Regions from separate parts of the Homo sapiens genome. Here region 2 is linked to region 1. Evidence: chromatin contacts called from ENCODE Hi-C or POLR2A ChIA-PET data. All regions are on one chromosome and are shown on one strand. Each heading gives the region's core, a stretch centred on a gene start or an enhancer-like site at or near the end of the contact. The rest is flanking DNA. Distances are from core to core; before and after follow the strand shown.

Region 1 (3,559 bases), core at 784-3,283:
AGCGGAGCTTGCAGTGAGCCGAGTTCGCGCCAGTGCACTCCAGCCTGGGCGACAGAGCGCGACTCAGTCTCAAAAACAAAACAAAACAAAAAATCATTGCCTCTCCAGTGTTCTTAACTAAAGGTGCCATCTGCCTAACTTAATTTAGGAATGCCTGTATGTTTTGGTACTGTTTAAATATTCCCAGCTTTGCCACTCTCCGTCTCACACCAACATCCAGTCATCTGGAAGATCTTTCCATTCCTCCAGTTCTCTCGTAACTAAAACGATTTCAGACTTACCCCTCACTCCCACAGGTAACTCGCCCTTAACTCTTCTTGTAGAACTTAAATTTCATGTATTGTTCTCTCCTTCTGTCCCTCACTTACTTCCTAAATCTCTGGTGGATGTTCCCCTGTGGTCCTGTTACAGTTATTCTGACCTAAACAGAACTGATCACGTTGCTTACTGGGAAGATGCACATGCAATCTCTAGTGTATAGTAGGTCCTCAATAATTACTGGTGACTGGTAAAGCAGCCAAGGCCTTTGGACTATAAATCGATCTTATTCTACGTTAATAACAATATTAGCACAGGATTCTATTCCCTTGCTGGATATTATTTACATTTGATAATGAATGAACTAATTCTCTTTGACAGCAAAACATGTATTCAGCTTACAGCCGAAAATGCAAGGGAAGGTACACAATAAGACGGATCCAAGCCCTGACCCCTCTGAGCTTTAAGCCAGTCAAGTAACTACTTGTTCTGAAAAGTATTAACTGTCCTATTAACGTTAACCTTCACAACACAATGCCTTGTGTTCAACTGGCCTTGGCCTCAAAGCACTTTCCTGGCACATTCCCTGAATTTAAAGAACGGTTTCCATACAGCTGAGAGGGTCGAGGCAGGGGTAAGTGTAGAAGACGCAAGAAATGGAGACACCCTGGGAACAGAACTCTAGACTGCACTCCAACCGTAGCACTTACTAGGCATTCGACTCCAGGACCTTGACACTCGCGCTCGCTGGCGGCGAGCCCCGCCTCCCCACTGCGCCTCATCTCCCAGACAGGCCCCGCCTCCCCACTCAGGCCCCGCCTCCCCACTCAGGCCCGTCTCCTCACTCAGGCCACGCCTCCCCGCCCAGTCCCGTCTCCGTACTAGGGCTTGCTCCAAGCCCTGCTTCCTCGCCCAACCTGGCCTCCCCACTACGGCCTAACCCCAAGCCCTTCTCGTCCAGCCCCGTCTCCACACTACTGCCTGGTCCTCAACTCCGCCTCCCCACTCCGACCCCATCTCCCTGACCAGCCCCGCCTTTACGCTCAGGCTCCGCCTCCCCGCCGGGTCTTGCCTCCAAATCCCGGCCCCGCCTCCACGCGGCCCCGCCTCCACGCGGCCCCGCCTCCACGCTCGGCCTGGCCCCAAGCTCTTCCTTCCTGGGGCACTCTGTCTCCGCACTCCGGCCTGGTCCCGAGCCCCGCCCCGCCTCCACACGGCCCCGCCACCACACGGCCCCGCCTCCACGCGGCCCCGCCTCCACGCTCGGCCTGGCCCCAAGCTCTTCCTTCCTGGGGCACTCTGTCTCCGCACTCCGGCCTGGTCCCGAGCCCCGCCCCGCCTCCACACGGCCCCGCCTCCACACGGCCCCGCCTCCACACGGCCCCGCCTCCACACGGCCCCGCCTCCACACGGCCCCGCCTCCACACGGCCCCGCCTCCACACGGCCCCGCCTCCACACGGCCCCGCCTCCACACGGCCCCGCCTCCACACGGCCCCGCCTCCACGCTCGGCCTGGCCCCAAGCTCTTCCTTCCTGGGGCACCCTGCCTCCGCACTCCGCCCTGGTCCCGAGCCCCGCCCCGCCTCCACAGTCCCGAGCCCGCCTCCAACCCTGCCCTGTCCCCACACCCAGCTTGGCCCCGAGCCACGCCTCCCACCCCGCCCCCACACTCCCGAGCCCCGCCTCGTCTCCACACTCCGGCGGCGCCTCCCTACCCGGCCCCGCCTCCGCGCTCGGGCTGCCAGCCCTCCCTTGCACGTTCCGGCTCCTCTTCTATCTTCACGCCCACGCTAGGCCCTGAGCCCAGCCTCCACGTCTCGCCGCCAACTCCACATCCTGGCTCCTATCTCTGCCTTCCAGGCATCTCCCAGCTGCACGCTCGGGCCCGGCTCAGAGCCCTAAGCCCTGCCTCCCGGTCCTGGCCGGGTTTCCCAGAACTGCACGGCGCCTCTCCGCCCAGGCCCAAGCGCGAGCCCCTCCTCCACACCCGAGTCCGAGCCCCGCGTCCCGGATTCGGACCCGCCTGCCTGGGGCGGTGCTGCACCAGGTGCGGGTGTGGCAGGCGTCTCGGAGCGCCAGGTGCAGCTTCCTGGTCAAGATGGTCGCCGCCTGCCGCTCGGTAGCCGGGCTCCTGCCACGCCGCCGCCGCTGCTTTCCCGCCCGGGCCCCGCTGCTGCGCGTCGCCCTCTGCCTCCTGTGCTGGACCCCGGCGGCTGTGCGCGCGGTCCCTGAGCTCGGGCTCTGGTTAGAGACAGTCAACGACGTAAGTGGAGTGTCGGGACCCAGGCGTGGCACGTCTCGGGCCGTCAGGGCCGTCGTGCGGCTTCGCTTGACCCCGGGCTTGTTCACCCTGCCTCTGCCGGGTCAGCACCGGGTCCCCTGATACCCTCCCTGAGCCTTTTGTCTGTTACAGCCGGGGAGCGGGGAGCGGCCCCTCCTCCGGCCCGACCTGGGCTGCAGGCAAGAGCCGTCAGGATTGCGCATGGGACGGCCCTCGGGTCCGAGCGCTCGGACTGTTACTGAGGGTCACCATGCCCGACGCCGTGGCCCTCATTCTGCTCTGACATGTTTTGGCTGGATCAGGAATCTCTCGGCACATCTAGCAGCATCTTTGGGATTCGACTCTTCCTGTCCGGATGCAGCCACAGTGGGCCACACCCCTGAGGCCGCAGGGAGGACTTGCCAGCGCTTCAGTTTCTGCATAAACTTAGAAAGCGGGTCTGCCGCTTCCTTAAAAAAAAAAAAGAAAGAAAAAATTTAAATGAGGGGGAAACGTGCAGTAGTCACCCTACCTCTATTTCTCTCTTCTTGAGTTCCTGAATTTCTCTACAGTTCCTGTCACAGTTCCGGGAGAGAGAGTGTGTGTGTAGGTGGGGCGGGACTTGTGATTAGGGAGTGCTTGAAAGGCGAATCTGGAGGCATGAGTGGGTGGAAACTCTTCTTTCCAAGGCAGGCTATTAGAAAACTTGGCGTCTGGTAATTAGAGGAGATGATGTGGGAGAGATGCAGGGGCAGAATTATGGAAAGTCTTGCAAAAGAGAGACAGGAAGTCTGGAAGAGGCATTATCTCCGGCTTCTCTGGGGTCAGATGACTCATCCAGCACTGTTTGGGATGGGTATTTTCCACATGCATGAAATAATGTCCAGGTTCTAAAGATGAGACTTATATTTTGATTTCCTTAACCAGAAAAAGAAAGTAGTTCCAAAGACTACAAATACTTCCCACAACACAAAAGCTACTCAGAGGAACACGCTGGGTATCTTTCTGGATCTTTTAAGACCTAGTGCAGCCATTTCCTCC
Region 2 (3,559 bases), core at 765-3,264, 100 kb after region 1:
AATTGAGACTCAGAGACAGGCCGGTTGCTCTGCTCGTTAACATGAAAATGATGCCACAGCCAGTGTTGAGGGGAAAGAGCTGACATAGAGCCTGCATCCTGTGGGGCTGCATGGTGACGTCTGTGCAAGGGAGCACCTGTGTCTAACCCAAGACTTGAAACCCAACGAAAAGTTAACAGTGGTTGTCTCTGGTTGTGGGACTTGTTCTTTGTTTGAATGCATTTTTCTGTATTTTGAATTGTTTTGCAGAGATTATGCTTTCTTTTTATGATCAAGCAAAATGATAAAGCTTTCTCAGCTTGGAAAAAGGGGGCACTGGGGTCTCAGGCCCCTCACATGACCTCATTTGTCCCCATAATGTGGGTCTCATGGGTGCATGTCTTGGTATGTAAGGATTCCAGCTTCATCATCTAGCTTTGCAAAGGAGCTCGGTGATGCCTGTGCCTATACCAACTCAGGTGACAGATGAGCATGGCATCCAGGACCTGCCCTGTTAGGAGCAGCTGCAGCTCAGACCCTCAAACCTCATGTCAAAGGCACGGATACTCTCTGCTTCTCGGGCTCCCTGGCCCCAGCCCCGGCATGCTGGCTTGCCGAGAGCAGCAAGATGCTTCCTTGTACCACGCTCTGTTTCATCAGCCTCACCCCAGAGAGGTTGGAGGCTGGGATGGGCCACAGCCTCCTCACCTTCCCTCGGCAAGTCAGCCTGGAGCCTTCCTGTCTCCCTCCCCGCCTGGGACGGAGATGCAGCCTTGGTTTGCTTGGTCTTGAAGATGTTTAAGGTTTTTCCGTGGTAACTGGCAAGCTGGGCACATCTCACCCTCAATGAGCACCGGGGAGAAAGCAGCTGGCGCCTGTTGCCCACGGAGCAGGAAGTGGCACCGGAAGCAGAGGGCAGTTGTGCCTGGAGCCAGCAGCACTGGGGTTAGAAATACTTGGCTGCCCAGCGGCCAAGTAGAAGACAAGACCCTGTCCCTCCACACACACTCCCCTGCTTCCTTTACTTCCTGGAGCCCCAGGCCATCACCCCAGGTTCCTGGCAGTATGCTTGCCCTTCCCAGCGCAGCCTTTGGCACAGATTTCTCCCGGCTTCAAAACTGAGCCCTCCATGTACCCGGGGCAGCTGCGGCTCCGCGAACCCACTTTCAGCTGTCAGGGCCTGGCCAGCTCGTAGCGCAGGAGGCAGCTGTTCGCCTGGCTGGATGTGGGCAAGGACGTCTCCTCCACCTTCCCTTCACGCTTCCTGCCCCCGCTGCCCAGGTGCCCAACCTGAACTTTGCACGGGAGTGAGAAATCTACTGTGGGGCATTTGGGCTCAGTCCTATCAATCCCTAGTGCAAATTCATCAATAAGATCATTCACCACACAGGAGCCTGTGAGAACAAAGGAGGCAGTCCATTGGGGTGGCCGGCGGGGCTGGGTGGGAGTCAGACTTCCTGGCCTGGCTCTACTGCTCCTAAGCCCCATGATTTGGGGGAAGGTGTTTGACTTTCAGCCTCCATATCTTTCTCTATGAAATGGAGACAAGCCCCGTTTCTCCACGGGGTTGCTGCCGGCCAGTAGCTGAACTATTCTTTGTTACAGCGAAGAAGCTCTTTGTAGACTGAAGTACACAAATGCAATTGACATATAAACCATGAAGTCATCTATAAAAGCAGAGCCCCCCTTTTTTAAGGAAGGGGACGTGGGTGTGGGAAATCAGGTTTGGGTGGCAGGGCTGCACGGTGCTGGGCAGGTACGGGGTTGCAGGAGGTCGCTCCTGAGTGCCCCAGGACCTGCGTGGGAGGGACCACAACGTGGGAGGAGGAAGGAAAACAAACCAAACTTCTCTTCCGAGCAATTGCGTTTGGGGCTGTGCCTGGTCAGGCCCTGGGTATGGTGGAGGCCCAGGAGCCCCCGGGATTAACGAATTCCAGGGGCAACTGGGGATTCAACTGTGTCAAAAGCATCCATTCAGTCTGGCCAGTGAGTCATCTGTTTGGTGAAATCTCCACGGTGCAGAGGCCTGGCAGCCTCCCTGGGAGAGCGGCAGTGGCTCCATTCCCACCGCGGTGGTGGTGGTGGTTGTGGTTGTGGTGCTTCGTTGGTGAGGCTGGAAGCCACCCTGGCTGTGGGGGCCACACACCTCCCTGCCACTTTACTGTTCCACTGTATTTTAGAGAGTTTTTTTGAATTATAAAACCAATACTCAGTAGAAAAAAAATTAAGTAGAAAAAATAAAATTAAGACTGGGTGCGGTGGCTCACACCTGTAATCCCAGCGCTTTGGGAGGCCAAGGCAGGCAGATCACCTGAAGTCAGGAGTTCGAGACCAGCCTGGGCAACATGGCGAAGCCCCGTCTCTACTAAAAATACAAAAATTAGCGGGGCATGGCGGTGGGCACCTGTAATCCCAGCTACTAGGGAGGCTGAGGCATGAGAATCACTTGAACCCGGGAGGTGGAGGTTGCAGCGAGTTGAGATTGTGCCATTGCACTCCAGCCTGGGTGATAGAGTGAGACTCTATCTCATTAAAAAAAAATTAAATTAAATTAAAACATAATCCATAAGCCTATCCCTAAAGATAACCATCATCGTCTTGATGTGTCTCCTGTCTCCTGTGCAGGCAGCAGAGTCCAGGCTGTGCTGTTGTAACACACAGCCCCCAGTGAATGTGAATGGCCTTAGTAGAGACCTGCTTGCTCCACAAGGCCGAGGTCCCATCCCTCCCCACTTGATTCACCCCTCCTTTACTATTTTTCATGTCCTGGCTCTTTTTCTTAATTAGGTAATTAATTTTTTTGAGGCAGGGTCTCACTCTGTCACCAAAGCTGAGTACAGTTGTGCAATCATGACTCACTGCAGCCTCAACCTCCCAGGCTCAAGTGATCTTCCTGCCTACAGGCGAGCACCACCATGCCCAGCTAATTTTTTATTTTTTGTAGAGACAGGGTCTCAGTCTGTTGCCCAGGGTGGTCTTGAACTCCTGGATGCAAGTGATCCCAAAGTGCTAGGATTACAGGCGTGAGCCACCGCACCCAGCCTGTCCTGGTTCTTTGGTTCTTTTTTTTTTTTTTGAGACGGAGTCTCGCTGTCGCCCAGGTTGGAGTGCAGTGGCGCGATCTCGGCTCACTGCAGGCTCTGCCCCCCGGGGTTCACGCCATTCTCCTGCCTCAGCCTCCTGAGTAGGTGGGACTACAGGCACCCGCCACCTCACCCGGATAATTTTTTGTATTTTTAGTAGAGATGGGGTTTCACCGTGTTAGCCAGGATGGTCTCGATCTCCTGACCTTGTGATCCGCCCGCCTCGGCCTCCCAAAGTGCTGGGATTACAGGCGTGAGCCACCGTGCCCAGCCTGTCCTGGTTCTTAAAGGCAGTTGAGATTGGAAATATTTAGTTTGGTTTTGTTGTTGTTGTTGTTTTTGAGATAGGGTTTCAATGTTATCCAGGCTGGAGTGCAGTGATGTGATTGCAGCTCACTGCAACCTCCCTCCCAGGCTCAGGCAATCATCCCACCTCAGCCTTCCAAGTAGCTGGCACTACAGGCATACATCACCGGGCTCGGCTAATTTTTTTGTTT

What was found. Hi-C counts contacts between places; a loop is a spot of excess contacts on that map. ChIA-PET counts read pairs that join two places held with the same protein, here RNA polymerase II (POLR2A). Pooled maps may share reads with other maps.
Region 2: a map of OCI-LY7 shows a loop between it and region 1 (2.4-fold over the local background). The contact joins the enhancer-like site here to the promoter of TMEM87B in region 1. A Hi-C loop is called at or near these places in 2 of 168 maps with a recorded cell type or tissue (OCI-LY7 and cardiac septum) and 5 of 50 pooled maps. POLR2A ChIA-PET finds 5 or more read pairs at or near these places in 3 of 52 experiments (CD4-positive, alpha-beta memory T cell, activated naive CD4-positive, alpha-beta T cell and naive thymus-derived CD8-positive, alpha-beta T cell).

Annotation. Positions count from the first base shown.
Region 1 is chr2:112,053,236-112,056,794 of GRCh38, forward strand. It overlaps TMEM87B (transmembrane protein 87B), which reads left to right and starts at 2,034. Exons shown (of 19, transcript NM_032824.3): 1 at 2,034-2,521. The coding sequence starts at 2,357. RefSeq lists silencers at 1,026-1,075, 1,276-2,005 and enhancers at 2,736-2,805, 2,836-3,175.
Region 2 is chr2:112,154,862-112,158,420 of GRCh38, forward strand. All of the region lies in intron 1 of FBLN7 (fibulin 7), which reads left to right. Among named protein-coding and RNA genes, the nearest start is that of FBLN7, 18 kb to the left of the region's middle. RefSeq lists an enhancer at 1,677-2,506. Within about 2 kb of position 2,015, at least 4 of the 41 ENCODE cell types and tissues checked have a DNase peak (open chromatin) inside an H3K27ac peak, as active enhancers do.